4 separate regions of the Homo sapiens genome follow, and all the other regions are linked to region 1. Evidence: chromatin contacts called from ENCODE Hi-C or POLR2A ChIA-PET data. All regions are on one chromosome and are shown on one strand. The core of a region is the stretch at or near the end of the contact, and the rest is flanking DNA. Distances in the headings are between cores, read along the strand shown. Region 1 holds the start of IDH2 (isocitrate dehydrogenase (NADP(+)) 2). Region 2 holds the start of POLG (DNA polymerase gamma, catalytic subunit). Region 3 holds the start of FANCI (FA complementation group I). Region 4 holds the start of TICRR (TOPBP1 interacting checkpoint and replication regulator).

Region 1 (6,407 bases), core at 3,905-6,404:
TACTGTTCCTAATTCATAAATTAAACTTTATCATAGATCTGTATGTATAGGAAAAAAACATAGTATCTACAGGCTTTGCAGTTTCAGGTATCCACTGGGGATCTTGAAATGCATCCTCCAAGGATAAGGGGGACTACTGTTATCTACATACAATGGAATATGATTCAGCCTTGAAAAGAAGGGAAATTCTGACACCTGCTACAAAGTGGATGAACCTGGGGGGCATTATGCTAACTAAGTGAAATAAACCAGTCACAAAAGACAAATACTATATGCTTCTACTTACATGAGGTACCTAGAATAGTCAAATTCATAGAAACAGAAAGTAAAAAGGTGGCTGCCAGGGACTGGGGACGGGAAGTGGGGAGGTATTGTTTCATGGGTAGAGAGTTTCGGTTTTGCAAGGTGACAAAGTTCTGGTGATGGATGGTGGTAATGTCTGCACAACAGTGCGAATGTACTTAACAATACTGTACACTGAACAATGACTAAGATGGTAAGTTTTATACGTTTTTTACCAAAATAATAAAAATTTAAACCAGTCAAAAAAAATCAGGAGATTTTATATAAAAATCTAGAAATGCAGCAGGCACTCACTCATGGCAAGGATGGGCTGGGCTGAAGGCGGCCTCTCCCTTCACTCCATGACAGCCAAGTGCCCTCCAGTGTGGCCCAGGGCACTGGAGTTTGAGACCCCTGTCTGCTGTTCAGCCTGTATGGTGGAGATACAGCCATGGTCTGCCCTTCTCTGAGAGATAAGTGGTGACAAGCTACCTGAAATACACAGAGCAGCAGCTAGGCCTCCCTGAAAACCTCCGAAGTGACAGCCACCACGAATCTTCAGCTGATGCATTGCACAAACACTGTCCTCTTGGCGAGAGTGCAGGATGGAATTACACCAGTCACCAGAGGCACGTTAGGCTGACTCTCCTCCCTGTCTGGGGCTCCTAGCACCCAATACCAAGTAAGGATTTCAAAACACATCCCTGGCTTCTTGCTGCTCCCAGCAGGAGGCTAGAGGTCCAGCCGCAGGCAGCCAGCCCCAGGCATAACTGCTCCCTCCACATTCCTACCCATGCTCTCAGCAGAAAGGCTGCTCAGTCAGCATGTCCCAGCAAAAGATCAGAGAGTGGGGAAAGGTTCCAATTCCTGGGGGCTCAAGAAGGCAGGACAGCAACTTTGTATATTTTATGTATGTATGTATGTATGTATGCATGCATGTATGTATGTATGTATGTATGTATGTATTGAGACAGAGTCTCACTCTGTCGCCTACACTGGAGGGCAGTGGCGTGATCTCGGCTCACTGCAAGCTCCACCTCCTGGGTTCAGGCAATTCTCCTGCCTCAGCCCCTGAGTAGCTGGGACTACAGGCGCCTGCCACCACACCCAGCTAATTTTTGTATTTTTAGTAGAGACCGGGTTTCACCATGGTGGCCAGGCAGGTCTCGAACTCCTGGCCCCAACTGATCCGCCTGCTTCGGCCTCCCAAAGTCCTGGGAGCCACCGCACGCGGCCAGAACAGCCATTTTGGAACAAACTCTAGTAGACTCCTTGGTGTCATCCTTCATTCCTTCCCTTCTCTCACATCCAAACCACCAAAACCAGAAGCCACCCTCAGACAAGCCCACCCTTGCCATAAGTGAGTGCCTGCTGCGTATCTAGATTTTTATGTAAAATCGCCTGAATTGGAACCTTTCCCCACTACTGGCTCCTCCTTCAAAATATATCCAGAATCCAACCACTTCTTCACCATCCCCAGCGCCACCACCCAGGTCCAAGCCATCATCCTCTCTTGCCAGGTCCCTGAAGCTAGAATGCTCCCGATAAGATGGAAATCAGGTAACGATACTCCTCTCAAAACCCTGCAAAGTAAAAGCGAAAGCTCTCAAAAATGGCCTGTGAGCCCTCTACAGACCCCACTGCCGAACCTCATCCTGTCACTCCACCTGGTGCCTGCTGAGCCAGCCTTCGCACCATCCTCTCTGCTCTTCCATCATGCCCTTGGCACCTGCGAGTCCCTCTTCCCCCAATACCGAAAATGGCCTGCTTCCTCCCCTCCTCAGCGATTCCTTCAGTGAGGACTTTTCTGGCTGCCCTATACAAACTTTTGTGCACACACCTTTCTTGCCTGTTTCTCCTTAGCTCTTCTCTTTTTGGGGGGAGAAGGGGGAGGCAGGGTCTTGCTTTGTCACCCAGGCTAGAGTGCAGTGGCACAATTGTACCTCACTGCAGCCTTGACCTCCTGGGCTCAAATGATCCTCCTGAGTAGCTAAGACCACAGACATGCACCATCGTGCCTGGCTAATTTTATTTTTTATTTTTGTAGAGATGGGGTCTCACTATATTGCCCAGGCTGGTCTGGAGCTCCCAGCCTCAAGCAATCCTCCCACCTCAGCCCCCCAAAATTCTGGGATTACAGGTGTAAGCCACAGTGCCTGGCCTTCCTTAGCTCTTGTACCCATATATCATACTAGTCAACATCTATCTTGCTTACTGTCTGCCCCCTCCCACATCAGAATTTGAGCTCCTAAGGGTTTTGAAAGAGTCTCTGCTGGTTTTATTCCCAGCTCTATCCCCAGCACCCGGCATGGTGTCTGGCACAAAGTAGGAGTATACTACTTTTGTCAAAGACATAAATAAAGGTCAAGTTGAAGTCAACTCCATCTGTGGTCAGGGCTGCCCTGCCCTCACCTTCTGTTTCACTGAATGTGTTTCCTCCCCTCTCACCCATCTGGTATGCATTGCCACACAGGGGCCAGTGAGTTCTTACCAGCAGCCTGCACCAGATGTACACGGGTGGCATCTCTCTCCAGCAATAGGCCCCATGCCCTGAAGAAGCTTACAACCTACAGTGTACTAATATTTGCAATCTGCTGGTATTTTTAACATGGGTTTACAGAGTATAAACCCCAGGGAAGGCCACAGACCCTGGCTTCCAGTAATCTGAGAGCAGTTTCCAGCACCTCATACCCTGAATGGAACCAGCCCAAGGGCCCTCAACTTCACACAGAAGATGTGGGAGCAGGCCTCAGCCATTCCAAAGAGGCTTTTCCTCAGTACCTACTAGGCCTAAACACAACCACCCCAATCAGCTCTGGCAGGGCAGCTAGGGCCTTATCTGACGTGGCAGAAAGATCTGCACACTTAAGGGGCAAGAATTAAGAAGTTTCTGGGTTAGGAGTGAAGGAAGGCTAGATAAGTAATTCTGCCACTGAGCCGTTCACAGAACTGGTCCGCACTGCCCCAAGCTCTAACTTACCAGAAACATCACCAGCAGTCGCTGGAAGCCTATGGCGTTGCAAAATAGGAAAAGATGCGTGCAGGAATTACCAGGCAGCAAAGACACGGGGCTCTTTTAGCCCCAAAATATTCTTTCCTTGTCATCAAGGGGAATGCCAAGTATTCTGTCTCCAGCTGCGTTGCCAGGTAACAAGCTGGCAGAGTCGCAACTGTAGAGTCTGATGTCCAACTCCAACACCAAGCAATTTCCCCATTCATAACCAACCCACATGGGGACTTCTAGAAGGGCCTGCAACTGACTGCTTTTTCTGTATCCAAATTCAGGACCCTTAAAAGGCGCTTTGTGTTCCTGTTTGTGTGTGTTTTTCGGGTTGTTTGTTTCTTTTTTTTTTTTTTACCATCAAGGCAGAAAAAAAGGGAGAATTAAAGAATGTGGCTAACTTCCACCATATTTTTGCTGAAGGTGGTGTGCTATATGGGAATCTTTGGGTCCTGGGGCACTTGGAACCTGGGAGTTGTTGGGCAGATCCCTGAGGTAGATTCCCAGAGGTACAAAAGCAGACATGCCCCTTTCTCCTTGGCAGGGAAGGTAGGACTGGGGCCCAAGCCTCCCTACCCCCCCGGCTCTAGTCAGCTGCTCCCACAATCCGGTTAACCATTACCTCCTCTGGCCAGGTCAGGGCCAGCGGGCCCCATCCCCTCTTCCTCACTCTCCTGGCTCACTGCAAGGGGCTCCTGGCCAGATTAGGATAGGGGTTTCCATGGCAACAGGCATTAGGCAGGGCCAAGGGACCTACATTGTTCCCTGCCTTTTGTAGCTGTGTTGGGTAGCCAGGGTGAGGGGGCAGGCCGATGCCCACACGCCAAGCAAGGCAGCCTGCGTTGGCAACGGAGGCTCGGGCTAAGTCTTGCTTATTACGACCCGACTACTGTCTTCCCTCCTAAGCAGGGAACTAAGGGTACCCAGAAGCCGTGGGAACGATTCCGCAAAGTGACATTTTGCGCGGGCTGCCAGGTCTCTGCGGCGAGTGAGCCAGGCAGGGAGGGCATGTGCCTGCCAAGGCAGGTCAAGTCAAGGAGAGGCCCCAGGATGGAGCCTCAAGTGCAGCGATGAAGGCGAAGGGGTGGGGGTGGGGGCGGCCAAACAAAAGGGGAAAATTAAAAAGGACGCTCCTCCAGCTGTCGTGTAAAAGGCTCCAAAAATAGCTGACGTGGGCCTGGTATCAGCGCGCGCCTGGCTGAAAAGGAAGGGGAAGTGCATGTCTCCCGCCTCCCAGCCTTTGTCTGAGCAGGGGCCGAGCCACGACCCTCCCTCTCGCCAGGGGAGCGCGCGGGGTGCTCCAGCCCCCCACGGGTGCTCGTCTCGTTCCAGGGGCGCAGGGCGGGCAGGCCACCCTTCGGGTCCGGGACACTCTCAGGACCCCCTCCCGAAATACCTAGGGGCGCGCGGCAGCCCCGAGCCCCCGCCCGCGCAGAGCTGGCCGTCGCCCGGGCCACCAGTTGCCACCGTCCCTCAAGTCCCCACCCCAGCGCCTGGCACGGCCGGGAAGCGCCGGGCGGGGGAGCGCGGAGCGAAGCTGCCCCGCGGCCCTTTGTGCGCCTGACCCCGCCGTCCCCGGGCTGCGGGCTGGCGGGACGTGCTTCCCGGCCCCAGCCTGGGAAGCCGCCACGTCGCAGCTGGGGGCGCGCGCCTGCCTGGACCCTCCGCGCGGCACTCACAGTGGCGCCGCGGCTGCTCTTGCGAGGTGGGGGCTGTCAGGGCCGCCGGCGCCCAGGCCGGCCGCGAGCCTGAGGCTCTGCAGAGCGAGCGCACGACCCGCAGGTAGCCGGCCATCCCAAGCTGGAGAGCGAACGAGCAGGGCGGGAGAGGTCCGAGCGCGCGCCGCTCCTCCCGGCTGCCTGGCCGCGGGCTAACGCTGGGCCTGGCGGGCGCTGGCCGCGCGGGCACCACCGGGGCGGGGCTGCCGGGCCTGCCGCCCCATTGGGCCTTGCCGGGGAGGAGGCGGGGCCAGGGCCGCCGACGCCTCCAGCGTCCCGCGGGAGCCGGGACCCGGCGGCCAGGCCCGGCTGGTGCTTCTCTGGGCGCCGCTGAAAGCCCAGCTCCGCAGGAGCTACAGGCGTGAGACCCACCGGGACCCGCGAGCGGGATCAGGGCTGGGGGATTAGCAGAGCCGCTTGCGAGGCTGACCCTCTCCAGGATGCCCCATGTAAACCTGGATGTCAGTTTCTGACGCTTTAGCTTAAACCCAAAAGCCAATCTGAGCGAACTCTTGCTTCCCTCGCCTGCCGGGCTGAACCCAAAGGCGCATTAGCCCAGTGCGGCTGCTTCATTCTTGAGCTAAGACCGCCGGCGGCGTCTGCGCCTCCGCGAGTCCGCTGTCAGGTCCAGCTGGTGTAGAGAGAGTTGAAATCTCACTTTGGGCCGGGCGCGGTGGCTCACGTCTGTAATCCTAGAACTTTTGGGAGGTCGAGGCAGGCGGATCACTTGAAGTCAGGAGTTCGAGACCAGGCTGGCTAACATAATGAAACCCCTGTCTCTACTAAAAATACAAAAATTGATCGGGCATGGTGGCGCGCGCCTGTAATCCCAGCTACTCAGGAGGCTGAGGCGGGAGAATCACTTGAACCTGAGAGGCAGAGATTGCAGTGAGCTGAGATCATGCCACTGCACTCCAGCCTGGGCAACAGAGTGAGACTCCGTCTCAAAAAAAAAAAAAAAAAACCACGAAAAAAGAAATATGATTGGACCAGAAGGCCAATAACCTGAGTGGGGAAACCCAGCAAGTCCTGTCCGTGTAGATTCTTCTTGACCTTTCTCTGCAGCATTCCTTCCTTCTGAGTACGGGGCAGGACTCTCTCTGGGATGGAGGGGTCTTAGGACCTGCAAGCAAACAAGGTAGGTCAGATAATTTATGGCCAGTTTTTACCCAGAAATGTGTGGGAGAAAGAGTAATATTTTTGGGTTCGATGTCTGGCTTTGGGGGAGAAGGGCTCTGGTTTCTATGACCTGCCTTGAGGAAGAAGGATTCCAGTTTCTATGGCTGGCCTCGGAGGAGAGTGAGGGGCCAAAGACAGGAGGGAGGGAGAGGGTCAGAGAGAGCTGCTCCTGAGGCCTGCATTTTGGGGTGTTGTTTTCTGAGACCCTAGAGTAGTCAAACAGCCAC
Region 2 (5,677 bases), core at 1-2,500, 770 kb before region 1:
CTTGCGGCTGCTGAGGCTGCTGTTGCTGCTGCTGCTGCTGCTGCTGCTGCTGCTGCCGCCGCCGCTGCCCGTCGCTGGGGTCGGACGCGGGGACGGAGCTGGAGACCCAGCGCCCCGGAGCTGGAACCGGCCCTGGCCCGACGGTGGCGCCGGCCACCTTCCTCCAGAGCAGGCGGCTCATGGTTGGTGCAGGGACCCCCACGCTGGGAGTCAGAACACCTGGCTTTGGGCTCCAGCTTGGCTTCTTTTACTGGCTGGAAGACGTGGAGAGAGACACGTCCTGTCTCTGCTCTCCTGTCAGTGAAATGGGTTTGACCATGCCTGCCTTCCACCCCAAATCCTAAAGGAGACAGATGATATAAAGCGTTATTTTACCATATATGTAATAGGTGTATCCATAATCATCATTCCTTGAGCATTTACTGCGTCCCCAACACTGTGCCAGGCGCTTCAGTTGCATTTTCCGTTAAGCCTCAAAACTTGGGAAACGTCAATACCCCTCCTGGGGGAACCGGGGTCCACGCAACTTCGTCAGTGAACCCACGTGGGGAAGCCGAGGGCAGCGAGTAAGAGAGCAGTATCTGGAGTAGGGCGACGCGGTTTTGAACCCCGCTTCTGGCTCTCTCGAGCTGTGTGACCTTGGGCAAAGCTCCTTAGGCCCTGATATCCTATTCTGTAAAATGGGATTACGGATTCTGCCTGTCACACCGGGCTGCTGTCTGGGGGACACAGGGCGCCTATGTCGTGCGGCCCTGCTCTTGGCAAGCGCTCGGCAAATGGTGGCTGCCATTACCGCGACCGGCGCGGGCCTAGCGTCGAGAGGTGCCAGCGCCCGGATTCGAACCCGCAGGGTGGGCCGCCGTCCCCCGGGACCCACACCCACACCCGGACCACGGCCCACCCGGCCGAGAGCGTCCTGCAGGAGGAGTCGGCGGCCACCCCCGTGCGCCCCGCCGCCCGCCTGCGCCCGGCAGAGGCGCCGCGGTGCGCCCTGGGACTAGCCGCCGCCCTGCTCCGGGCCTCGCTCCCTGACTGGAGAGGGAGGGGCCGCGCCGTCGCTCAGCGACCCGGCCTCCCCGCCGCCGACCCCGCCGGAAACCTCGGTCCTCACGGTGCTTCCCGGTCTGCTGCTCCCCCGACCCCAGGCCCACGGCACGGCGTCCCCCTTCGCGCGGCCTACGCAGCCTCGGGGTAGCGTGTGGCCTCCACCCGGCCGGTCCGCTTCGCTGGCAGCCGCAACTTCCCGTCTGCACCCAGCTAGGTCCCGCGGCTACCCGAGAGGCAAGCGGGAGACTCCCAGCGCGACCAATAGGAGGGCCGCCAATGGAGCGGTCCGCCCGCGGGGGGAGAAGGGGGACTTCTGGGTGGGCTCTCCCTGCGGAACGCGCGAACCAAAGGCCAACCTCCCCTTCTCAAGGAGCAGGTGGATTGGTCCCGAGCTAGCTGGTGGGCGGAGGTGACGTTTTTATAAGTTGCTCAAGAGACGGTAACAACCGACGGGCCGCGTGGCCTAATGGATAAGGCGTCTGACTTCGGATCAGAAGATTGCAGGTTCGAGTCCTGCCGCGGTCGAAGGGAGGTTATGATTAACTTTTAGTTTATTCCTCCCTCAGGAACGAAGTATTGGGACAATGTGAACGTAGTCGCCGCCGATTCCCACCGCACTTCAAAGATGTGGGAACGCCAAGATCCGCGGAAGTAACCACGCCCAGCAAGTCCCTGCGAGATTGCCCGCCTACGTGTCTCAGCGGAGGCACATTTCTAAAATGTACCAGGTCTCTCGCACCCCGACGCAGGTGGAGGAAAGTGGAGAGGGAGGGGCATCCTGTACAGAAATCTCAATTTATACTCAATTGATGGTTGGCAAGAGTTGGGGCTCGCAGCCAAAGCGAGGCTCCCTCCCTCGCCCATCCGGTGCTGCCTCCTCGTCCAGAGCAATTCTGAGGGGTAAAAATGTTGCCTTCCGTTGAACCTGAATTTGCCCGCAGATGCTAGCCTCCGGCCCACAGCGCGGCTGGAGCTTGTCCCCTTCCCCAGCTGTTTCCAGTCTCCGCATCCGTCTTGTGTTGCTCCAGGTGCTTCAACAGCTCTCAGCGCTCGGTGGTTGGTGAACTGTGGTAAAGTGCACGCAGAATAAGGTCTACGTGATTAAGCACCGCCTGGGGGTTGGGGTCTGGAGGCCCAGCTGCACAGATGAAAGGGAGGCTCAGAGACGTTTGGGACCAACCGAGATCACACAGCTGATTAGGAATAAAATTCAGGTCAAGCTGAAAGTCGGCCGCCACCGTCCAGCGTGGATCCCAGGACACCGTGAACGGACTACAGAAGTTGACTTTCGCGTTTTTAAGGAGTGGGGTGCAGGGAAACAATCCTCCGCCGGCCCTGCGGGCTGATGCCGACCCTCACCTGCTCCCGCCACGTGGAGAGGTAGAGAGAAGCCCCGGGCCAAGCAGCATTGAGCCCTGGTCCCTTCTATTTAAATATGAAATATTTTGCATACACTTTTCTAGATGTACTTAATATACACAATGTTTTAATGTTTGTGATTTTTTTGTTTTGCCAAAAAAATACAATCAATCAGAAATTCATCTGTTTTTTTTTTTTTTTTCACATAACTGTTGACTTTTACAAAATACTGGAAGGAGAGGCTCTCAGCTTAAATCAGGGAGTCCCTGAATGGGGAAAACATTTTCATCTTGTTTCTTCTAACCGCCTACTGATACTTGGCATTTCCTCCAATTATGAGCATAGGCTGTCAGCCACAGTGGTATTAACAGTGCCTGTGACTTTGTCCCCTCCAGCAACCACAGATATTTTCATAACGCATTACAAGTGCTGCACATTTTTCAAAATTTGTTTGCACTTATCTGTACTTCAAAATAACAGGGGTTACTAGACTGCCACTAGATCCTGTTAGTTAATAAGTTTACCTATTTGTCCTAATATTTGAATACCTTTGGTGTCCTTTGTAATCCTTCATGTTTTATGTGCTTAAAAACACTATTCTTCCATATAACCAAAAACTGCCTGTACCCCTATTGAAATAAAAATTAATAAAACATATTTCACAGAAAAAAATTAAAAACAGAAACACTACTCTAGGCCAGGTTCAGTGGCTCACGCCTGTAATCCCAGCACTTTGGGAGGCTGAGGTGGATGGATTGCCTGAGCTCAGGAGTTGAAGACCAGTCTGGCCAACATGGCGAAACCCCATCTCTACCAAAAAAATACAAAACTTAGCCCGGCATGGTGGTGCACGCCTGTAATCCCAGCTACTTGGGAGGTTGAGGGAGGAGAACCTCTTGAACCCGGGGGGCAGAGTCTGCAGTGAGCCGAGATTGCACCATGGCACTCCAGTCTGGGCAGCAGAGTGAGACTCCATCTCCCCACTCCCCACCAAAACAACAACAACAACAAAAAAAAGAAAAAAAAGAAAGAAAGAAACACACTATTCTAAGAAGGTGTCTATGACACAAAAAAGCTAAGAACCCCTGGCCCAACTGTCCACAGGGGCTGCTGTTGCTGGGCCTGATTGGCCTCTCCTGAGATTCAGTCTCAGGAGATGTCCATCAAGATGCCTGCTCCTCCCATAGACTACTTGAGACTAGCCTAGTGCCCTGGTCCTGGAATTAGAATCTTCAACAAGGACAAAAACGGTTGATACTGATTCCTGCTGAGGGAGGGTACCTGGAGGCCTGCACCCTTCCTGCCAGGCTACACCCTGTTTCCAGGCCTTTCTGAACCCAGCTCCTCCACTTCCCCTGCCTCCTTTTCTAGGAACTCCCCCACGTCCTTCTAGAAAAGTCTGTCCTTGATAGTGGTTCCTGAGAAACAGTTACATTTTCCCACAATTCCCTGGACCTCTCCCCCCACAGAGCAAGAGGCAAAGTTCATTAGGACCCCTGTCCTCATCAAAACACTCCGTACTTTTTTTCTTCTTCTTCTTCTGAGACAGAGTCTTGCTCTGTGCCCAGGCTGGAGTGCAGAGGCGTGATCTCAGCTCACTGCAGCCTCCACCTCCCAGGTTCAAGCGATTCTCGTGCCTCAGCCTCCGGAGTAGCTGGGATTACAGGTGTGTGCCACCATGTGGATCTAATTTTTGTATTTTTAGTAGAGACTGGTTTCACCATGTTGGCCAGGCTGGTCTGGAACTCCTGGCCTCAAGTGATCCACCCGCCTTGGCCTCCCAGAGTTCTGGGATTACAGGCTTGAGTCACTGCGCTGGGCCAGAACACCCTGTACTTTCAAAGCATGTACCTCAGTTGTAACTAATGATGATTTTTTAAAAATCTCCCCCTTCCACTGCTGTAAATGCCCATAGGGACTGACCTTGTGTCTTATTTTGAGCTCAATTCCAGGACCTGCCTGGAGCTTGGTAATAACCGGCACTTGCTAGCTGCCAGGTGCTGTTCTAAGGGCTCACATATGTCACTTAAGTGAATCCTCACATCGACCCTTGGATAGAGGTACCGTTATCCCCTTTCACCCATGAGGAAACTAAGGCACAGAGAGGCGAAGCAGCTTGCCTAAAGCCCTATAGCTGGTCATTGGTAGAGCTGGGATTTGAATTCATGGAAACCAGGATCTCAGCAACTGCACTACACGGCAAATACTGGCTTTATGATGCTAGCAGAGGATCCCTACTGCACAACTGTGTGCCAGGCGCTGCACGTGCACACTGATGTGGCCTCCTACATCACTGCTGCTGACTAAGTAAGGGGCCCTCAGGTGACAGCCTGCTCCTCCAGAGTCCCTCTCGTGTGCTTACTTCCTGGTGACTTTCATGGTCTTCTCTCAGGTTTGCCAAGCCCAACTCCAGCAATTTCTGCCACAGACAGAAAATATCACCACTCTTCCTTTATCAACAGCTACCACTTGCAAATGAACCAGGCTGAACGCTTTAGAGCACCATTTTATTTAATCATTTCAATGACCCCATAAAGTAGGTGCTGTTATTATTCATTTTACAGATGAGAGAAGATAGACTCCAGTAAGAAGTGTGAAGTAAGAAGTGTGAAGCATGGTGGCTAATGCCTGCAATCCCAGCACTTTGGGAGGCCAAGGCAGGAAAATAGCTTGAGGCAGGAGTTCAAGACCAACCTGGCCAACACAGCAAGACCCCCATTTCTAAAAAAGATAAAGAATTTTTTTTAAAACTGGCTGGGTGTGGCAGTATGTACCTGTATTCCCAGCTACTCAGGAGGCTGAGATGGGAGGATCACTTGAGCCCAGCAGTTCCAGTCTAGCCTGGGCAATATAGCAAGACCTTCATCTCTAAAAAAAATTAAAAATAAATAAAACTTATAAAAAGAAAAAAATGAGAATGTGACCTTGTGACCTATGTGTGGAATTCAGGATGATAGCCATAGACTGTTTTCAAAACATGCTTCATATTTCGGGGGGAATAATTGGTTCCATCAACTCCACACAGTTTACGAACAGGTCAAAAAGAAATTGATTGAAATGCAAATAATTTTTTCAGGATTGGGAAGCTTCCTGATGGGAAGAAACTGTGCCCTGTCATCTGTATGTCTGGCACACAGAGACAGACGTCTGTCATTCTTGTCCCCATCCCATTTTGTCCCTCCTTAGCTCCTGACCAAGGCTCCTGGCTCAGGGAGTTAGGGACAAGGCTTATTAACTAAGTTGAGCCAATCAGGACACTCCACCAAAAAAA
Region 3 (6,128 bases), core at 1,366-3,865, 860 kb before region 1:
CTAGGATGGTCTCAATCTGCTGACCCGTGATCTGCCCGCCTCGGCCTCCCAAAGTGTTGGGATTACAGGTGTGAGCCACCGCACCCAGTCGTATGTCCCACATTTTATCCATTCATACAGTGAGGGACATTTGTGTTATTTCTACCTTTTGATTATTGTAAATAGTACTACTGTGAACACAGATATACAAATATCTCTCTGAGATCCTGCTTTCAATACTTTTCAAAAGTTATTTGCTGGAAGGAAATAACACTTTCATGTGCTTCTAAGTTTGGCTCTTTATATGTGTTACCTTGATCATTCTCTCAAGCAGCACTGCCCTTAATCCCAAGCAACTGGAGCTCTTGGGCGGGGTGGGGGCCTTATTGGTCTTCCTCTGCCCAGAGTCCAGAGGATGTGCCCACCCACCTTCCTTTAGATCATGCTCTAGGTACCTACTTAACCATCCTCAAATTTGCTTCCAGGGCCCAGATAGGCCTTTTCCTAGGTCCACCCTTCCTAGAGTGGACCTGCTAGTATGTACAGCCCTAGACCCAAAGGGTGGCTACAGGGCAGCTTTGTGGGGGACTCATGGTGTGGATCTTCAGGCTGGGTGTCCACATGCAGGCATAGGAAGCCTGAGACCTCACACTGTAGGACTGAGTTGGGAATGGTAAGGGGCTTCCATTTGTACTTTTTCTCTGGACTCCTGTAAATATTAGTAGCTATAATGTTGTTAAGATAAACAAGTACTATTGACAAGGTCTGAAGAACATTTAGTTCCATTACTGTAAACCTGTTTTTAACTGGATGTATTTTCTAGAATCAGTGTATCACTAGCTTCTCAGTGTATAGTGTCTAGTCAGTGAACCAGACGGATAAGATTTGCTCCTTAGTTAAGGAAGCCTGCACCAGGGTGAAAAACCGTTGTTGTTAATCTGAATGAATCTGTTCTTCTCTTCTTTTGCATATGTAACACTTATTAATGCAAATGGAAAACACAGATGATGCATTCGTGCAACAAGAGGAGACAAGAACCCTGAGGCATCAATGCCAGTGGGTAGACACACAGGCAATTCAGTAAGTACGTCTGGGATGCGCCAGTGGAGGCTCGGAGAGGCTAATGAGCTTGTTCTAGCTACCCAGACCCACAGATTCATGGCTGAATCCCAGAAGCAGCCTGGGAGATTTTGTGGGGAGATGAGGCAAAGTCATCTACTTCCTTGGCAAGGTAAAGGATTCCTTTCAGGAATCATCTTCTACCTCAAGCTGCCGTGTTTTAGTTAAACATCACAGCTCAGTATTGGGACAGAAATGTAGAAGGAAAAAAATGCTGAAGGGTCACAAGCAAGGAGCAGGTCTAGACAGCTGAGAGGAACCATTCTCCTCCAATAGCTCTGTTTCTTCAATAACTGGCCATGTAGACCCGTTCTACCCCCGAGGGCTGGGAGTCGAGTCAGGTTCCAGACTGAAATGCTCCCTGATCTTAGCATTCCTTCACTTGCCATCCCACAGGCACCTCAAATTTGGTGCGTCCAACTCTGAAGGGCTCATCATCACCCCATCATCCTTTTCCTGTGCTCCCTGTGTTAGTCAACTGCAGGATTAACTCCCCGCCCCCCAACCCCAGTCGCTCAAGCCTGAACATTCCTCAACAACGCCCACACCCCCTCAAATCCGGATATTTGGGCTTCCTAAATCTCTACCTCCTAATCTCTTTCACATGCGGTCCACTCCTTTCTGTCCCCATTGCCAAGGTTGGGCCACCACCACCTATCTTTGGGACAACTTACAGTCTTCTAAGGGGGGTCCTGCCTTCGGTCCGCCCCACCTGGCTCATCTCTTTTCAACAGTTTCTGCGGTCCTCACCTGCCCGAGACAGCAGTCTACAATGCGAACACAGTCATGTCCTTCCCCTTCAGCGGTTCCCCACTGCCCCCAATATGAAAAGGAGTTAGAAACCCCTGCCTTCCCACTCCCACCGAGCACCTTCGCCTTCTGAACTGGCCAGGGGCTCTGTTGCTTGCTCGTTGCTCTCAGACCCTTTGCGCAAGGTGCTCCCTCAACCCAAAATAGAATCTCGGCCCACCCTCTGTCGGTCTTCGCCCCACTGTCAGTTGTTCATTTAACAAATATTCGCTGCTTTTGCCAGGCTATGCAATAAACGCTGGGGTTACGCAAGGGGAGCGCAAAACAAAACAAAACAGAGAACAAACAAAAACCACAACTCCCAAAAGTCCATTAAGACCCCTAGCCACAGGGGGCTTACATCTGAGGGGTTACCGTCCCTTGGCACAAGGTGGAGTATGAAATCCGCCTCTGCCTTCCAGGCTTTTCCAGTGCCAAGACCTGCGGGGCCACCAATTGTGAGTCCCCTCCCGCACTGACTACTCCCTCAACAGGACAGGAGGGAAGCTGAACCTGTCGGGACACCGCGCTGGGCACGCTCAGGTCCCACCGCGCGTGCTCATCGGCGGTCCCTAGCGCGAGTTCGGACAGGCAGCGCCCCCCTCCGACTGTGAGCTGGGACGCTCCCGCACGCTTCCCGGCACCCCTTCAGTCTTCATGGTACACCCCGCCCGCAGGTACCCGGACGGCGGAAGTGAGCCGCGGGGGCGGATCTTGTTGTTACGGGTAACGGAAGTGTGGCGGCGTTGGGTTGAGCGGGCTTTTTGGAAGTTTGTGGCGGAGGTGAGGCCGAGGTGACTGCAGAGCGGCTCGCGAGGTGCTCGGGCTGTGGGACTGGGCCCCTGGGAGGGAGCGGTTCTGTGGGGGAAAGGAGGCTCCTGTCCTGACTTGGCGTTCTGGTATTTTCTCTGGCGTGGAAAGTAGGCGCGCTCCGCTGTCTCCCGCCGCCTGCCTCAGCTTTCGCGGTTCCCTCCTAGGGGTGTGCCTCAGTCGGAGCCCCTTCTGTTAAATTCTTCCCCCTTGGCCGAGGGTGAGCTCTTACTTCTGAGAAATTTCCCTTAACCTTGCTTTGCATTTGTTGTCCGGTCGCGGTCTCCATCACCAGCTGCTTCGTGTTATAGTTTTTGTATTTGCGCTCACGGCTTGTTAACTGAAGAACCCGGAAGGGAAGGCCGCGGCGTTTCCCGCCGGCGGGGCTCTGCCATTCTCGGATCTTGGCTTCAGATCTCTGATGCTCCCCAGCGTCTCTTGGCAAGGAATCTACTTCGCGTTCAGGGAATTCACAGCCACCCGCCTCTGGTCTTACCTCTGGTTTTAGGATGATTTTAGCAAATGTGCCTAGGTTGATTTAAACGTATCCCCCTCCGAAGCCGCCTGCCCCTTCTGGCTGGACACCTTTTTAGGTTGGTGTGTCCTGTTTGCATCCGGTAGTTCAAAGCATGGGATCTTGGAGTCCGGAGCTGGACAGACTCGGGTTTCACTTCTCTCTCTGCCACTTGGTAGCCTTCTAATCTTGGGGGAAATTCCCTAATCTCTGAATCCCAAAAGTTGTTCATCTAAAATGGGGCTAATATTACACCTACCTAGTAGGTGGTGTTGTGGGAGTCATGTTAATGAATGTAAAGTGCTGGGTTCAGTGTTTTCCCTATTATAGGGGTTCAATAATTTGTTCAACAAACATTTGTTACCTAGTTTGAGCTAGGTACTGTGCTAAGTGCTGGAGATACAATGATAAACAAAACCAGCTACGGCCCGTGTCCTTAGGGGACTTATAGTCTAGTGGGAGATAACATTTGTTAATCTGATAATTACACATGTAATATTAAAAATTGGTGACAGTATGTAAGAGAGTTTACTGGTGCCATGAGAGGATGTACTAGGGGAACGTTTAACAACCTATACTGAGCTTTTCTTTTCTTTTCTTTTCTTTTTTTTTTGAGACAGAGTCTCCCTCTGTTGCCAGGCTGGAGTGCAGTGGCGCGATCTCGGCTCACTGCAACCTCCGCCTCCTGAGTTCAAGTGATTCTCCTGCCTCAGCCTCACAAGTAGCTGGGACTACAGGTGCGTGCCGTCACGCCCAGCTATTTTTTTTTTTTTTTTTTTTTTTTTTTTTTTTTTTTGTATTTTTAGTAGAGACGGGGTTTCACCATCTTGGCCAGGAAGGTCTGGATGTCTTGACCTAGTGATCCGCCCGCCTTGGCCTCCCAAAGTGCTGAGATTACAGGCGTGAGCTACTGCGCCTGGCCTAGACTGAGCTTTTGAGGAGATGTGGATTGAGCTAAGATCTGAAGGATTTGTAGGAATTAGTAATAAAAGATTGGGGGGCAGTGGATGGAAGCAGGAATATTTATTTAAGTTCCAGATGGAAACATGTGGAAGGGCCTGTGGCAGAAAGAACTTGGAGATTTGAAGGACTGGAAGCAATTCTGCATGGCTGGAGCAGAGTGATGAAAGGGAGGTAGGCATGGGTCAGAACTTGCAGGACTTATTTTATCCTTACTTAAGGGTTTTGGACTGATAAAGCAATGGAAGCCACTGAAGAGCTTTAAGATGAGGATGGCATGGAGGGAAGATAAGTCACATAATCAGGTTTGTGTTTCAAAAACATCACTTTAGTTGCTGCGTAGAAGGGAACAAGTTAGGAAACGATTGCAGTAGTTCAGGTGAGAGATGGTGGTGGCTTGGGGTAATGTGTCAGTAGTGGAGATGGAGAAAAGTAGACAGATTTGGGAGATATTTAGTAGGTAACATTGACAGGACTTGGTAATGGATGTGGTGAAGGATGAAGGCAAAGTTGTTAAGAATGTTACCTAGGTTTCTGGTCTGAGCAGCTGAGTGGATGATGGTACCATTTATGGAGACGGGAAACACAGGAGGAAGAAGAGGAGGAACAGATTTTCTTTCTACTAGGCTGTACTTCCCCCTTCTATTTTCATAGCTACTCACTGAATTCTATCTGCTTCATGTGCCTCCATTTCATCCCATCTTTTCTGTTCTCCAGTCACCACCCTAGTACAGGTCTTTATCATTTCCACTAAAATAACTTCCAAATGGTCTCTTAGCATTTGCTGTTTCTTCTTACCTTCTCCCCACTTTAATCTGCACAAAGATGCTAGGTTCTGTTTCCTCAAACACTTGCAATCTTGTGAGATTGTCTTTTGCTCAAATTTTTTAATGGTTCTCAGTAATTTACGAAATAGAATCTAAATTCCTTAACCTGTTTACTTCCAGCCTATCTTTCCAGACTTCCTACTCACTATTTTCCTACTTGGATTCTACCTCAGCCATTTTACTCATTTTCCCCCAAAGAAATTTCTCATTTCCCGTATGAATGCCTTTGTTCATGATACCCTTCTCCATAATGTATACAACCTGGTTGTCTGGACTACCTATATTTAATCTCTAAGTTCCAGTTCAAGCTTTCCTCTGCTGCGAAACCTTGACATTTAAGAACACAGTTACATCTTTTACCTTGTTAACTTCTCAGCTTTTCTTTCTTTCTTTCTTCCTTTCTTTTTTTTTTTTTTTTTTTTGAGACAGAGCCTCGCTCTGTCGCCCAGGCTGGAGTGCAGTGGCGTGATCTCCGCTCACTGCAAGCTCCTCCTCCCGGGTTCACGCCATTCTCCTGCCTCAGCCTCCCGAGTAGCTGGGACTATAGGCGCCCGCCACCACGCCCAGCTAATTTTTTTTTGTATTTTTGGTAGAGACGGGGGTTTCACCGTGTTAGCCAAAATGGTCTCGATCTCCTGACTTCGTGATCTGCCCTCCTCAGCCTCCCAAAGTGCTGGGATTACAGGCATGAGCCACGGTGCCGGCCTCTTTTTTTTTTTTTTTTTAAGAGACAGGGTCTTACCTTGTTGCCTAGGCTGGAGTACTGTGGCATGATCATAGCTCACTGCAGCCTCACACTCTTGGGCTCCCCTTCTCACTTGTTTTTATACCATTTAATTGGCACATAGCATTTATAGTGCTATTGGTTTATTCATTTATTTGTCAAATACTTTATTACATGCTTATGGTAATATATAATGTATTACATACTTGATATGCTGTTAAATGGAAGCTTTGTTCTAGGTAGTATGGTGAGTAGATGGTAACAAGTGTGGGCAAAAATTATGAAACCACTTGATTAGAATACAGATTCCTAATAAGGCAATTCCAGGGAATTTTCAGGATTATTTTGGTTAGGTTAAGAATCATCTTGCCACTGAGCTTAAGAAGAAGAAGAAAAAAGAATCAGC
Region 4 (6,129 bases), core at 2,894-5,393, 530 kb before region 1:
CTTCTTTTTTTTTTTTTTTTGAGATGGAGTTTCGCTCTTGTTGCCCAGGCTGGAGTGTAATGGTGCGATCTTGGCTCACCACAACCTCCGCCTCGCAAGTTCAAGCAATTCTCCTGCCTCAGTCTCCTGAGTAGCTGGGATTACAGGCATGCGCCACCACGCCCAGCTAATTTTGTATTTTTAGTAGAGATGGAGTTTCTCCATGTTGGTCAGGCTGGTCTCGAACTCCCAACCTCAGGTGATCCGCCTGCCTCAGCCTCCCAAAGTGCTGGAATTACAGGCGTGAGCCACCGCACCCGGCCACACTTGTTCATTTTTTGAGACTCGTTTTAGTTAAAACTCAATTGGATAATCCTTCAATCCATTTAATCAGATTAATGAAAAATGCAGTAGTCACAAAACACTGGTACCCAATGAATGAGTGCATTGTCAGATAAAAAATAAGAGAAACGGAAGTTCAATATTTTCTTCCTGCACCCAGTGGGTTGATTGCCTTGGGCACTTCTTTGTGTGTTAGCTCTTCCCTTTGGAAAACAGTCCCCAACATGGTCTGCAGCATGTCCTCACAGGTCTCACTGCTTCATTCTTGCCCCTACATATTCAATTTTCCACCTAGTAGCCAGAGCGCTCTTCTCCAAACACAAATCATATCAAGTCCCTCCCGTCCTCAAAACCTTCCCCTGGCTTCCTAACATTCTCAGTAGAATATCCAAGCTACCTCTGTGGTCTCCAGAGCCTCTCACTGGCCCCACTGCCTCCCTGGCCTTTCTCTCATCCCACCACCTGCTCACCACCACCCAGCCCCACTGCCCCACTGCCCTCCTTCCATTCCTCAAACTCTCTATGTTCCTTCCTGTCTGGGTGTTTCAAAGATGCCCCAATCACTTTTCCTCCCTGCTCTTTCCTGTCCCTATCTCACCCGCCATTGTTAAACTCCTGCTTACCCCTAAAATCTCAGTTTAAATCTCACTGCGTTAGGTTGTTGCTTATCCCTTAACACCTCAAGGCACAATATACATTTCAGTAAGGTTTGTGATGCAATATGTCACAAAATGCAATATGTGAATACATTAAAGTTTAAACAAAAATCTTAACCAGCTCACCCATTGTAGTCCCTTATCCTATGCTTCACTTTCCCCTTAAAATTCTTTTCAGACCGGGTGGTGGCTCATGCCTGTAATCCCAGCACTTTGGGAGGCTGAGGTGGGTGGATCACCTGAGGCCAGGAGTTCCAGACCAGCCTGGCCAACATGGCGAAACCCCATCTCTACCAAAAGTACAAAAAATTAGTGGGGTATGGTGGTGGGCACCTGTATTCCCAGCTACTCGGGAGACTGAGGCAAGAGAATTGCTTGAACCCGGGAGGTGGAGGCTGCAGTGAGCCAAGATCACGCTGTTGCACTCCAGCCTGGGCAACAAGAGCAAAACTCCGTCTCAAAAAACAAAACAAAACAAAACAAAAAAACCTCTTTTCGGAAAAAAAATTTTTTTCATATTATGTTCATCTGTATTATTATCTGTCTAATGTCTGATCCCCTACCTATTAGACTGGAAATTCCATTAGGGCAGGAATGGTGCCTGGTATATAGTAAGTGTTGTTGGATGAGTGAAATGAATGACTGGCATAAGGATGAAAGGTGTTATGAGCTGAGCTGTGTCCTCCCAAAAAGATATGTTGAGGTCCTGGCTGGGTGCAGTGGCTCACTTCTGTAATCCTAGCACTTTGGGAGGCCGAGGCAGGTGGATCACGAGGTCAGGAGATCGAGACCATCCTGGCTAACATGGTGAAACCCTGTCTCTACTAAAAATACAAAAAAAAAAAAATAGTCGGGTGTGGTGGCTGGCGCCTGTAGTCCCAGCTACTTGGGAGGCTGAGGCAGGAGAATGGCGGGAACCCAGGAGGTGGAGCTTGCAGTGAGCCAAGATCGCGCCACCGCACTCCAGCCTGGACGACAGAGCGAGACTCCATCTCAAAAAAAAAAAAAAAAAAGATATGTTAAGGTCCTCCTATCCCCCAGCATCCCCCAGAATGTGATCTTATTTGAAAATAGGGTCTTGTAGAAGTAAGCAAGTTAAAATAAAGTCATTAGGGTGGGCCCTAATCCAACATGACTGGTGTCCTTATAAAAGGGAAGTTTGGACACAGAGACAGCCATGCACAGAGGGAAGATGACGGGAAGACACACAGGAAGAACACCAAGAATTGCCAGCAAACATCAGAAACTAGAAGAGTCAAAGGATGATTCTCCCCTAGAGCCATGGGGGCTGGAGGGGAGCAAGTGCATGCCAACACTTTGATTTTGGACATCAAGCCTTCAGAACTGTGAGGCAATTTTTGGGTTTGATCCTTTGTTATGGCAGGCAGCCCTAGAAAACTCAACCAAAAGAGAAAATTGTTGTACATGAGGCAGTAATTGCTGAGGACTTTGATTGGAGAAGCCAAGGCACATAAAGGAAGTTGTAGCCAAAGCATATAAAGGAAGTTGTTCTGTTTCCAGGTGGAAACAGAATTACTTAGCAAGCAGAATTCAATGGTGTGGAGTATTGGATCAATCTCCCTAAACACATATTCAGGTAACCGACCTTCATTTTTTGTCCCCTTCTTCTTTCCAAATACCATATTCCACTGATCCTAGAGGCACATCTCACATCTCTGAAATCAGCCTGTTCACTGGTGTCCAGCAAGAGGAAGTGTAAAAAAGTTTCAAAAAAAATCACATGGAGAGACCATCACAGACAACTTCCGGTACACAATATTATATTAACAGTTTAAAAATATGCATATAAATGCATTTCTATCTATATATAACTTCTATCTATGATTATCTATCTATATATAATTCCTTTTTTTTTTGTTTTGTTTTTTTTTTTTTAGTAGAGACAGGGTTTCACTGTGTTAGCCAGGATGGTCTCGATCTCCTGACCTGGTGATTCGCCCGCCTCGGCCTCCCAAAGTGCTGGGATTACAGGCGTGAGCCACCGTGCCCGGCCTATCTATATATAATTCTATGTATTCTATCTATATAGCGATATATAATTTCTATCTGTAATGCAAATCTACATGTGATTTCTATCTATATATACATGTAGATAGAAAATTTAGGGAATTCACTGCAGGTGCTGCTTGCAGTCCACTTTTAAAACCTAACATTACATAATAAAACACTATTTTAAGAAGCTGCACTAGGCCGGGCTTGGTGGCTCACGCCTGTAATCCCAGCACTTTGGGAGGCCAAGTCGGGTGGATCACAAGGTCAGGAGTTTGAGACCAGCCTGGCCAACATGGTGAAACTCCGTCTTTACTAAAAATACAAAAATTAGTCTGGGGTGGTGGCGTGCGCCTGTAGTCCTATTCAGGAGGCTGAGGCAGGAGGATCGCTTGAACCCGGGAGGTGGAGGTTGCAGTGAGCCAAGATCGTGTCAATGCACTCCAGCCTAGGAGACAGAGCGAGACTCCGTTTCAAAAAAAAAAAAAAAAAAAAAAAAAAAAAAAAAGGAGCTGCACGATGCTCCCCTTGGGCGTGTACCATACCTTATTTAACCATTCCCAAACTGTTTCCATTTTTTCTGATGTTAAATAAACTCTAAGATGTACAGACGTCTTTTATCTGGCTCTCCGATTACCTTCTGCAGATAAACTCCTAGAAGTTACTGGGGCAAAGGGAGTGAACCTTTAATTTTTAATAAAATTTTTTAAATTACAGAAAAAGCCGTAGTCGTCAGATTCTACTTCCTAGGCGGTCCACAGGGATTTCAACAAGTTCGATTCAAACCATCCCAAATTCCCTCCCGGCACTAAGTTTTCCTCGGTCTTGGGAAACGTGGCCCCGCAGTCCGCACTCACGACTGCGCACAAACGCTGGCCTCTTTCCAATGGCGAAACTTCTCGACACGCCCCCGAGGCACCACCTCTTTAAAATTTAAAACGAAGGCCCAGGCCAATGAATGCTAAGCTTCTCTCGGACCACAGAGACCCGCCCACCGTCACTCCCTCCACCAATCAGACTGAAGTTTTCTCCACTGCCCCTCCAATCACCGCCAAAAATGGAAGTTGCTCTCGTAACTTACGTAAGGCAAGCAGCCAATAGGAGCAAACCTTGGAAACTAGCTCCCCCAATAGCAGCAGTTCCTGGAGAGCGCGGGAGCCTTTCGACCAGGGTCCCAAAGGAAAGCAGTGAGTGGTGCTGTTTCCCTGAAGGAAGGGACTAAGGGACGGTGGCGCGGGCCCGGACCGGGGCCCCGGGGCGGCGGCACGGCCGATATGGCATGCTGTCACAAAGTAATGCTGCTGCTGGACACCGCGGGCGGCGCCGCCCGCCACAGCCGGGTCCGGCGGGCCGCCCTGCGCCTCCTCACCTATCTGAGTTGCCGATTCGGCCTGGCCAGGGTCCACTGGGCCTTCAAGTTCTTTGACTCGCAGGGGGCGCGGAGCCGGCCGTCCCGCGTGTCTGACTTCCGCGAGCTGGGGTCCCGCTCGTGGGAGGACTTTGAGGAGGAGCTGGAGGCCAGGCTCGAGGATCGCGCCCACCTGCCCGGCCCGGCGCCCAGGGCCACCCACACGCACGGCGCCCTGATGGAGACGCTGCTAGACTACCAGTGGGACCGGCCCGAGATCACGTCGCCCACGAAGCCGATCCTGCGGAGCAGCGGGAGGAGACTGCTGGACGTGGAGAGCGAGGCCAAGGAGGCCGAGGCCGCGCTCGGGGGCTTGGTGAACGCCGTCTTCCTCCTGGCCCCCTGTCCGCACTCGCAGAGGGAGCTGCTGCAGTTCGTGTCTGGGTGCGAGGCCCAGGCCCAGCGCCTGCCGCCCACCCCTAAGCAGGTGATGGAGAAGTTGTTGCCCAAGAGAGTCCGGGAAGTCATGGTCGCCCGAAAAATCACCTTCTACTGGGTGGATACCACCGAATGGTCTAAGGTAAGGAAGGTTACTGTCGTCTCAGATGGCGTGCACGGTGCTTTCCTTGCTAACCAGAACTTGGCAGCGTCCTTAGAACAGCCACAGACCCCGAATGAGACTAATATGACTATGCGTCCCTTCGGAAGGAAACAAATAAATAGGAACAGTTTTCACAACAAAATGGGTAGTTCCTCACTACCTACTGTTTAAGACCCCTCACAATTTGGGCCCTACCTGCCTTCCCAGACTTGATTTTCCTACACACTACATCTACTCTAGCATATTGAAGTCCAGTCCAGAAAATCAACAGGTCTGGACTGCTTGTTTTGTGTTATGTGTGTTGTTCAATCTGCCTGGAATGCCAGTTCTCACTCTTCCAGGCCAGTCTTAACTTCACTTACCCTTTAAGGCTTCTTCTCCCAGTGACAACTGCTCAGTCCAGCGTCTGAATTGCCATACACATTTTGTGTGGCACTTAACCATTTCTCCATATGTTTTGATTATGCACATCTCTCACCCTCCATCTAGTCTAAAAATACCTCAGAGGCAAGCAGCAGGTTTTAACACAATACCCAGGGGTGTGTGTGTATGTGTGTGTGTATATATATATATATATATATATATATATATATATATATACACACACACACATATATATACACATTTATTTATATACATATATATATTTATTTATTATTATTTTTTGAGACAGTGTATGTCGCCCAGGCTGGAATGCAGTGGCTCACTGCAACCTCCACCCCTCCGGGTTCAAGCGATTCTCATGCCTCAGCCTCCCAAGTAGCTGAGACTACAGGCCCACGCCACCATGCCTGGCTAATTTTTTTGTATTTTCAGTGGAGACCAGGTTCCATGCTGCCCAGGCTGGTCTCAAACTCTGGCCTCAGGCAATCCGCCTGCCTTGGCCTCCCGAAGTGCCAGGATTATAGGTGTGAGCCACCACGCCCAGCCACCCAGATGTGTATTAAACGTTGTAGGTGTTCAGTCAGTATTGGCTGACTAAATGAGTACATTCTTGCGTACATTCTTGCAAACTTAAAGTCTTAAATGGCTAATTTGGATTTTTGCTGAGGCGGTGAGGCCCCCTGCTCCTGTTAAGTGCTAGGATAAGTATATACTTTTGCCTTCATCCTTCTCATTGCACTTCATTTAGTCAACAAATGTTCATTGAGAAGCCAGTAACATCTGAGTGCCTACCACACTGTTTGAGCTGC

The links. Hi-C counts contacts between places; a loop is a spot of excess contacts on that map. ChIA-PET counts read pairs that join two places held with the same protein, here RNA polymerase II (POLR2A). Pooled maps may share reads with other maps.
Region 2: a map of naive thymus-derived CD4-positive, alpha-beta T cell shows a loop between it and region 1 (10-fold over the local background). The contact joins the promoter of POLG here to the promoter of IDH2 in region 1. A Hi-C loop is called at or near these places in 1 of 168 maps with a recorded cell type or tissue (naive thymus-derived CD4-positive, alpha-beta T cell), 2 of 37 single-sample maps with no recorded cell type and 11 of 50 pooled maps. POLR2A ChIA-PET finds 5 or more read pairs at or near these places in 1 of 52 experiments (OCI-LY7).
Region 3: a pooled map shows a loop between it and region 1 (4-fold over the local background). The contact joins the promoter of FANCI here to the promoter of IDH2 in region 1. A Hi-C loop is called at or near these places in 8 of 50 pooled maps. POLR2A ChIA-PET finds 5 or more read pairs at or near these places in 2 of 52 experiments (BJ and activated CD4-positive, alpha-beta T cell).
Region 4: a map of CD8-positive, alpha-beta T cell shows a loop between it and region 1 (5-fold over the local background). The contact joins the promoter of TICRR here to the promoter of IDH2 in region 1. A Hi-C loop is called at or near these places in 2 of 168 maps with a recorded cell type or tissue (CD8-positive, alpha-beta T cell and naive thymus-derived CD4-positive, alpha-beta T cell), 4 of 37 single-sample maps with no recorded cell type and 13 of 50 pooled maps. POLR2A ChIA-PET finds 5 or more read pairs at or near these places in 1 of 52 experiments (activated naive CD4-positive, alpha-beta T cell).

Annotation. Positions count from the first base shown.
Region 1 is chr15:90,097,314-90,103,720 of GRCh38, forward strand. It overlaps IDH2 (isocitrate dehydrogenase (NADP(+)) 2), which reads right to left and starts at 5,155. Exons shown (of 11, transcript NM_002168.4): 1 at 4,963-5,155. The coding sequence starts at 5,077. It overlaps IDH2-DT (IDH2 divergent transcript), which reads left to right and starts at 4,819. Exons shown (of 3, transcript NR_149130.1): 1 at 4,819-5,065; 2 at 6,067-6,139. RefSeq lists enhancers at 3,581-4,436, 4,437-5,291 and silencers at 3,826-3,875, 3,936-4,025, 4,516-4,585, 4,906-5,365.
Region 2 is chr15:89,333,574-89,339,250 of GRCh38, forward strand. It overlaps POLG (DNA polymerase gamma, catalytic subunit), which reads right to left and starts at 1,251. Exons shown (of 23, transcript NM_002693.3): 1 at 1,100-1,251; 2 at 1-340. The coding sequence starts at 181. POLGARF (POLG alternative reading frame) reads right to left here and starts at 236. Exons shown (of 2, transcript NM_001430120.1): 1 at 1-236. The coding sequence starts at 236. It overlaps POLG-DT (POLG divergent transcript), which reads left to right and starts at 914. Exons shown (of 2, transcript NR_186332.1): 1 at 914-1,281; 2 at 1,614-2,588. TRR-TCG1-1 (tRNA-Arg (anticodon TCG) 1-1) reads left to right here and starts at 1,500; the gene lies at 1,500-1,572. RefSeq lists enhancers at 519-1,020, 1,890-1,989, 2,000-2,069, 2,410-2,459 and silencers at 710-1,309, 3,267-3,436.
Region 3 is chr15:89,241,364-89,247,491 of GRCh38, forward strand. It overlaps FANCI (FA complementation group I), which reads left to right and starts at 2,616. Exons shown (of 38, transcript NM_001113378.2): 1 at 2,616-2,670. RefSeq lists an enhancer at 2,819-3,198.
Region 4 is chr15:89,571,326-89,577,454 of GRCh38, forward strand. It overlaps TICRR (TOPBP1 interacting checkpoint and replication regulator), which reads left to right and starts at 4,144. Exons shown (of 22, transcript NM_152259.4): 1 at 4,144-4,915. The coding sequence starts at 4,262. RefSeq lists a silencer at 4,132-4,421 and an enhancer at 4,543-5,071.